Linked DNA regions of Homo sapiens: region 1 is linked to region 2. The links are chromatin loops, found by intact Hi-C in ENCODE. Cell type or tissue: GM12878. All regions are shown on one strand. Each heading gives the region's core, and the rest is flanking DNA. Links, peaks and the distances in the headings are about the cores only. Region 1 has its middle 70 kb from the start of MIR887. Region 2 overlaps MARCHF11 (membrane associated ring-CH-type finger 11).

Region 1 (4,402 bases), core at 85-4,084, 62 kb after region 2:
CAAACCAGAGAAGTTATGGCCCTCACAGATATGTGGTCAAGGCCTTATGTCTTCTTGAGGAAGATCTAACTAGCAAGCTTTAATCTAATGGCATAGACCCCAGATGGTAGCATTTCCAAGATGGATTATCATCACCTATTCTTACCTCTATCTTCTATTGGGTTTTCCAGTGCTTGGCACATAGTAGGTATTTCAGAAATATTTGGGGCATGAATAAAAGACTCAGGTGCATATCCTTTGTTCCCACATAGCTGACAAGGTCAATTAAGAAGGGTTATAAGGCAGGGCACAGTGGTTCATGCCTATATTCTCAGAATTTTGGGAGCCTAAGGTAGGTGGATCTCTTGAGTCCAGGAGTTTGAGGTCAGCCTGGGAAACATGGAGAAGACCATCTCTACTAAAAATACAAAAATTAGCTGGGCATGGTGGCACACGCCTGTAATCCCAGGTACTGGGGAGGCTAAGGCACAAAAATTACTTGAACCCGGGAGGCAGAGGTTGCACTGAGCTGAGACCATGCCACTGCACTCCAGCCAGGGTGACAGAGGTAGACTCTCTCTCAAAAAAAATAATAATAATAATAATAATAATCAGACTAGACCAACCAGGCAGAAAATCCTCACTGTGAAGTTTCCACTACTGGAAAATGAAAACTAGTCTGGCTCTTATTAGAAAGGAATATGGTTCACATTTCAAAAACATTGCATAGATAAGCTGTGGTGGATAAGCAGGTGGGCAAGCAAAGAGGAAATATTTATTGTTTAAATCTCACACGCATTGTGATGAATAACAATTGGCAAGTCGTGTCTATGAAATTGGATTCCCAACAACAACAACAAAAAACTGTATGACCATCTCGATGCTGCTCACATGCAGAATGGAGACTGGACACAAGGAAACTGGCTATCTGGACTAAGCTGAGATTCCAGTGCCATGCCTTAAACCTGCAGGGAGCCATCTGGGAGTAAGCTGTGCTGGGGCTTTTTGATTTGGGGAATGGGGGACTTTTATCCATAGGTCATTTCTGGCTGTCACATAGTCCAGGGGTAGATGTCATGGAGGACACTGACTGATCCATACACAGACTCCTTTCTGCAAATTAGAAAACACACTCACTCTTGGTGAATGTAGCCCAACTTAGCAGTGGGCTGGCAGGCAGGACATGAGCTGGACTCCAGTTCCCACTCACCTCCCTGATGAGCCACATTTGCACAGAGCTCCAATTGCATGCCTGAGTGTGGTGGCTTTGGTGATGTGGCTGGGGCTTCCCAGGATTCATCCTGAGAAGTCAAGGAGATGGAGCCAGGAGAAGATGTTTCTTTGGTTTCTGGGTCTTTCATTTCTGGTGTTTGCTGAATACAAGGGAGGAATCTGAATTTATTTGACCAAAGTAGAAGTATTTAATATGGGTTCCTCAGATTCTTAAACTTCACAGACCGGCTTCTTCTGTAAATCTTCCAACATTCATATATTAATAGCTTTTTGATCATGTGGATATAAAGATTTTTCTAGAAAAAGATTTCAAAGGTTTCACTAGTCTCCAAGGGATCAGTAACCCCAAAAAGGTTAAAATGACTGGTCTAAGTATTTGTAGTAGTTCAAGGATAAAATCAGTAAACATAAAAGAGAAGGAAACAGAATCTGACAAGGACTTACTCTCTATTTCAGTTTAACTGTCATGGTCCAATGAGCATAACATAAACATGAACCACATTGTGAACCTGTTCAAGGAAACTTGCCCTCCTTACCTGCATCACACAGCCTGGACTGTAACTCTCAGCCCTCTAATGAACAAGTTATTAAATTAATGGAGCTGAAAGCCTTCCAAACACAGAAAAAAGGCCCTTTGAATATGCAATCCCTTAGAAAAGCTGGCAAACAAACCATGTGCCCTGGGAAGGCAAAAGAAAGCCCAACTTGTGATGATTAGGAGCTCCTGTTTGGAGTCAAGTTTAATTCCTGTTCCTGCTATTAACTAACTGAGGTTGGGAGGGAGGGGCTTAGGCACTTAGTTAATTTCTCATATGCAAAATGAGGCTAAGTAAAAGATCTACCCACCACAGAGAGCTGTTTTAAGGGAACAATGCAATAATACATGGGAAGTGCTTTATACCATCCTTGACACATAATAAGGACTCTGTAAATGTAAGGTGTTTAATATTTTTATTTTTATTGTTGAAAAAGTTGACTTATCAGAGGCAGTTGGGAAGTTCTATAATTTGTGGTGGCATTTTCTTTTCCTTTCTCTTGCTTTCCTCAGGGCTGGTCTCATTTTACATAATTTTAGGAGGAAATGACCAAATTTCCTTTCAAATAAGATAAGAGATACATCCCCCTTATTATGCTTTCAAGATCTGTTAAAGTAAATTTACTCTTTAAATAATTTAGCAGCTATTAATAATGTACACTGCATGGGATTCAGAAGTGCGGACTTTGACAAATGGGCAGAGAGAGTAAGGATCAGTTGGTGGAAGGAATGTATCCATTGAGTGAAACGATGCAAGAAGATTAGATGCAATTTTATTCCTCTTGAATTTGGGTTTAGGGTCAATCTTAAACTCTGTAAGCTTTGGAGATCTCTTTGAATTTAGGAAAGAGCAGTCAGTACATTGAGGACTGAATGTTCAGAGAATGTGATGGCCGGCTTAGTTCTAAAACTCTCCTCAGTTCCAGTTTACATTCTTGTGTGAACAGTGCACTTTCAATATCGAAGAGTCTCTTAAGCCTATTTTTCTGGTCTTTTCTCTAGTGATAGTCAAGAGATTGTGTGCCTAGGTCCTGGACATATTTATTGGGAAAGGTTTTGGTACATAGTCTAGCTAAACTCTGAGGGGCAGGTGAAAATTTACAATAATAATTAGACACATGGGACCAGTAAGCAGTAAGCTAGTCATTCTTAATTCAGGTTGCCCGTCACCACCAAGGGGCACATATTTACAAATAAACATTCATGGGCCTGTCCCAAGGTTGGTCTGTGTACTAAGTCTACAGTGAGACCTCAGACATCTTCAAAAAGAAAGGAAAAATATATTATTTTACTAGTGCCATATCATGAAAATGAAATTCCCATACCTTTTGAGGAATAACTAATAAATATGCACCTGCATAGGAGGGAATGTATGCCTAAGGGTAACAAGCAGCATGAGCTTGAGAATAGAGAGCTATGGTCACCTACACTCTGGGTAGAATAGGACTCAAGATTGAAATGTGGTTATAGAAGAGGCACCTATTAAACAGAAACTGGGGTATAGAAAGGAAGGCAGAACAGTGTTAGGATCCCATGGGTCCTCCCAGGGCCATTTTGGCCATTTCTGTGCCATTCTTCTCACTTATTATAGGGAACCATTTCTCCCAACCCCAACTCTAATGCAAATGGGAGGTACAGTTTGCTCTTCCTGCCTAAAGATATTGGGATAAAGGCGGACACCTACCTCTGGGTTAGCCAATCATAATTTCTCAGACCCCAGGCCACAGTGATTGGCCCACAGTTGTGCTTTCCAATATGGCCTCCCTGATACAGAGGGCCCTCAGGGTGCAAACTTGGACCGTGCTCGAGTCGAAGGAGAGTCTTTTTTCAAGATTTGTTGAAATAGAGCTGCCAAATAGATGCACCTTTCTTCACAGCTGTCAAAGATGGGAAGATGGAAGCTATTGAAGGTTGAGGACCCTGGGAAGTAGATTTTGAGACAAAGACTAGCTGCAAGTTTGTTTGTTTGTTTGTTTGTTTGTTTTGTTTGTTTTGTTTTGTTTTTTTGGAATCCTTTTGCAATTAATAATTGTGGAAGAAAGGGATGAAAGCAAGACTGAGAAGCAGGCAACGTTGGGCTGAAATGTCTTCTCAGCGATGGCCTTGGCTGACTACACGGGGGCTCAGAATGAGGAAGGCTAAGAGAATTAATCTTTATACCATTGCACTGGCCAGTGATTGGATGTGGGTTGTACTGGAAGGTGGGCATAGACTTGGGCTAGGTGACTGTCTTTAGTCAAAGAAATTCCTAAAGATGGCTGACAGTCGGGCATCTGGAAGTATTTTTTTCCTAAAGGTGGCATGTCACAGAATTCATTACAGAGTCCCAGTGCTATTGATAAAGGAAGAAATGAAAACCAAAGAGAGTTCTGATAGCATGATTTTATACATCCTTGTACTTCCTATAGTTTGCTTACAAAAGTCAATTAGGCCTTTTTGTCTCTAACCTAGTTCAAATTGGGTTTTTTTCATCTTCTGCTAAAAGAATCACATCTAATATGCTTGCTTGGAATCTATAAAATGGAAGCATATCAGAAAAAAACATGGGAGTAGATAAAGGGAGAGAATAATAAAACTATTAGTGTTTTAGCATACTAGACATAGCTTTACCAGGTGAAAGAAATAGAAGGTATTTTGCAGGCACGGGTAGCTAAG
Region 2 (4,376 bases), core at 1-4,000:
TGTTTCTTTCTGAAACTTTAATTTTTTCATTGTGACTTTGGGATTGTCATTATGGTTTCAGAGGTATCCACATTAATGCAGATGACTATGTTTCATTTTATCTCATTACTCTTATCCATTGGTTCTACATACAATTTATCCATTCTTCTGAGGATAGACTTTGAGATGCCTTGCAATTTTTTCCTTCAAATACAGGCAATTAGGTAGTAAACATTTTTTAACTTACTTCCTTGTTCACATTTGTGAGAGTTTCTCTAGGGCATATACCCAAAGGTCTAACTGCTAAAAGGTGGGATCTGCTCATTTTTAAATTTATCATTAAAACATGGTTGTGCCAGCCGACATGCTCTGCTCACATGCCGTACTTCATCTACCAAAGGATATTCATTGATCTCTCTACCAACTTCAGTGGACTTTCAGCCTCCTCAAAGAGAAGAGCTCTTCCTCACTTCACCTCACCTGAGAGACCTTCCCCAGGGACTACTTTTTGTGAGGGATCACGAATTCAAAAGCCTTTGGACAACACGCTGAAATGTAAATGTGTGAAATGCAGGGTGTGTGACAGATCTGGAGTGGATAGTGGAGATGACACATGTGCTAGTGCATCCTGTCTGACTTAACGGTTTCCAAGTTTGCTGTATTACTTTATTTTCCTGAGAGTCTGTCTCAGAAACGTGGAAAGATCTGATTCACTTTATAGCAGCAAAGAGCAAGGACCCTGGAGCAAGCCTGCCTGTTTTTGAATCCCTGCTCTCCACCGCTACTAGTTGTATGTTTTTGAGCACGTTTCTGAACATCCCCAAGGCTTGGTTTCCTTGTTTGCCAAACGGGGTAAGTGCTAGTACTTAAATTTATAAGACTACGATGAGTACTACATGGGATAATATTCATAAAGCTCTAAAGTAACTGTTCAATACATTTTTGTTGAATTGTTGAGGAGAGTACAAATAACAAAATTTACATGGTTTTTACTGTGCGTCAGGCATTGTTTTAGGAACTGGGGAAACAGTAACCTTAGTATCTGTAATGACATTAACATCTGTCTCTTTCTCAAACTAAACTGCCAGCTGGGTTCAAGCCCCTAACACATTGCTTGGCCACACAATGAGCACTCAAGAATATGTGTTAAATGCATAAATGAACCTAATGATTCTCCTAAGGCAATATAAATTCCCAAAGCAAAATCTGAGCCATGATGGAGCAAGGAAATTATATCCACAATAGCTTGATTCGCTACATATTAGTGTATTCTCATTCTTCAAAAATGGATTATTTCTGTGTCATATGGGTAGTAACTTGCCATTAGCCATAATATTTGAGTAAACAGAATACTGTATTTTTGCTGATGATGAATAACATAACTATTTTTGGATCCCTTACTTGTATACAAAATAACACTCCCAGCCTTGGATTATCACCAGTCTTTTTGGTTTTTTATTTTCTCAAATTTTAGGTCTCATTGTTCATGAAGGAGCTGCAGTTTACAGAGTGTTTAAGCGCTGGCGAGCTGTGAATTTGCACTGGGATGTGTTAAATTATGACAAAGCCACAGACATCGAAGAAAGCAGCCGGGGAGAGTCTTCCACAAGTAGGACTTTGTGGTTGCCATTGACAGCTCTGCGGAACAGAAACTTGGTCCACCCAACTCAGTTAACCTCACCAAGGTTTCAGTGTGGCTATGTGTTATTGCACCTGTTCAATCGGATGAGGCCCCATGAAGACTTATCAGAAGATAACAGCTCGGGGGAGGTTGTGATGAGAGTGACTTCAGTGTGACAAAAGCATAAGATGATGCAGTGTGGACCACCCTGCACATTTTGCAATGTAATTGCAGTGAATGGCAAAACCATAGCACTTCTAAAAACACATCTATGAACTTTTTAAAATTTATGCTTTTTATATGAACATTTGAATTGCAAATACATTTTTCTGAGAAAAAGAGTCCTCTTGTTCTTCGTTGTCTGGTTTGTCACATCTTTTATAAGTTGGTACTTGAAATCATTATACATATAATTTAACTATACTTGGTTAAAAGAATAATGAAAGTTATCCTTAAGGCCAAAACTATTTTTTCTTGCTTGTTTTAAATATATTTTTATGAAAGCTTTCGCTCTGTGTGTAATTTTTCAGACCTGTTACAAATGGTTAAGAGTTTAGGATGCTGTGGGCAGATTCCAAAGTGCCTGTCAGTTCTGCAACATAGAGAGCTCTGAGGTGATGCTCTTGTGCCTCGTGCTGGTTGGCAAACTGAAGCATGACTTTTTGCTGTGTTGAAGTAACCAGTCACCAGGAATGCATGGTCTAGGACTTATGTCTTGTTATCTAATTTCTGAAACAGAGAGCTTGTAAAAAGATAAAAATGAGTGAAATAAAAATAGCTTTACTCCAGTACATATTACATAAGCAGGGCATCTTGCATACTTATAACCCCAAAAGCTCACCAAAATGTTGTGTCCTAGTACCTGCAATAATGACAATGACTAACATTTGCATAGCCCTCCGATAGACCTATCACAATTAATTTAGTTAATTATTAGTGTCTTGAATTCTTTGAGCACCATCTTAATTAGATTTTCTTTTTGTAAAACCTTACATACCTTCTTAAATCATTTAAAAGCTAATCCTATTACTTGGTTTAATGAAGTTCTATGAAATGTGTTTGCCAGCAGTGAGAAGTCTTTTTCTTTCACTAGATGAGTATTTTTTTAAATGAAAAGAGGAAATGAAAAATGAGGCTATTGACTCCCCAGGAACAGGTTGCGAACTAGCGGTACCTGGGGATTTTCTACCTTCTTATCTACCTAATGGAGGCAATTGGCACATTTTAATGAACAACTGCAGAGCAGATGAGAAGACAGGAAGGATGTTTTCCCTAGAAACATGAATTGAACATGCTGGTTGTTTGAAGTAATCAATGACTAGATTTTAAATCATATAAAATAAAATGCTTTACGTTCTATTTTCTAAAAATAACTCTTGGGTGATTAATAATAGAATAGTTCATGTTTACATAATGGAATACCTCACAGAATAGAATTGTGATTCCTCCATAGCAAATTCTCCCAAAACTTGAAATAATATTTTTCCAGTCAAAAGCTGTGTCACAAATGATAAGGATGTGACAATTTGCAGAAACGTGAAGAATGAATCATAAAAGAAGGAAAATTCAGCCGCTATTTAAGGGCAGATTCAGATGTTGAGAATGTTAAACAGTGTTTCAAACTTTGATTAATTGCTTGTTTTAATCTGATGTTCCATGAGCACAGTCCTGGGTGAGATTCCTGAACAGTTTCATCACTAAGGCAGATCATCAACAGCGTAACGTTTAATAGAGGATAATTGTGGTTAGTATTGACATTACAATTTAGAGCATTGTGTTAAAAATACTGGACTAAGAGACTTTAGACACAAATTATCACTGCTCCACTGCCCTTCGAATTAGTGCACACCTTTGTATTCATATCAACTCACTCGAAAACAAAAAGGGACAGAGGATGAGAACCCCACTTTCTGTAATGACTGTATGGGGTGCATGAGGTGGAGAAGGCTGGAGACAAGCCTGCTTGATGGAAAGGCGAGTGGATGATGGAAATATCCATCAGAAAAAATAAAATAAAAAACACGCGCCCTAGTCTCCCTATTTCCCAAGACCTTGCTCTTTGAGTGTACCTTTTGTCTACATCCTGTCTTCACAGCTCCCACCTTCTCTCTCTCTCTCTCTCTCACACACACACACACGCACACACACACTGAATCAATGTTGGAATAAGAAATTGGCAGAATTTCCACTCAACAAAATGTACCATTCATGAAAATGATTGCATAGAAACTCAAAAGAGGCGGAGCGTGGTGGCTCATGCTTGTAATCCCAGCACTTTAGGAGGCTGAGGCAGGTGTATAATTTGAGGTCAGGAGTTCGAGACCAGCCTGGCCAACATAGGGGAATCTGTCTCTACTAAAAATACAAAAATTAGCTGGGCGTGATGGTGCCCGGCCTGTAATCCTAGCTATTCAGGAGGCTGAGGCACGAGAATCGCTTGAGCCTGGGAGGCAGATTGCACTACACTCCAGTCTAGGCAATAGAGTGAGACCCTGTCTCAAAAAAAAAAAAAAAAGAAAAGAAAAGAAACCCAGAAGAAACACTCCAAAGGTGGGGAGTGCATTTCGAGAATTGAAATAATAGAGCTTTAAAATAATTAAAATCCTTAATATCATGCTATATGAGTTAATGCCGTCATTCAAACTCGGGCTGCCATACATGTCAAAAACATTTATGGTAAGGAAATGAGTTGGAAATATTTTAAATTATTATCTTCAAAATCTTTTTCAATATGATACAGATTTAGAAGCTGTATGCAGCCTCTTTTCAATTATTT

The links. Hi-C counts contacts between places; a loop is a spot of excess contacts. Peaks named below come from ENCODE experiments on the same cell type or tissue, not always from the same donor. Only the 100,000 strongest peaks of a DNase experiment are listed, where the experiment ranks them.
Region 1: it touches region 2 in a loop (5-fold over the local background); 1 of 110 quality-filtered maps calls a loop at or near these places.

What each region holds. Positions count from the first base shown.
Region 1 is chr5:16,002,762-16,007,163 of GRCh38, reverse strand. No RefSeq gene overlaps it. Among named protein-coding and RNA genes, the nearest start is that of MIR887, 70 kb to the right of the region's middle. In GM12878, for the core only: no CTCF peak of the experiment used is centred there; a DNase peak (open chromatin) is centred at 1,703.
Region 2 is chr5:16,064,871-16,069,246 of GRCh38, reverse strand. MARCHF11 (membrane associated ring-CH-type finger 11) reads left to right here. Exons shown (of 4, transcript NM_001102562.3): 4 at 1,454-2,108. The coding sequence ends at 1,776. Among named protein-coding and RNA genes, the nearest start is that of MARCHF11-AS1, 62 kb to the left of the region's middle. In GM12878, for the core only: no CTCF peak of the experiment used is centred there; a DNase peak (open chromatin) is centred at 1,636.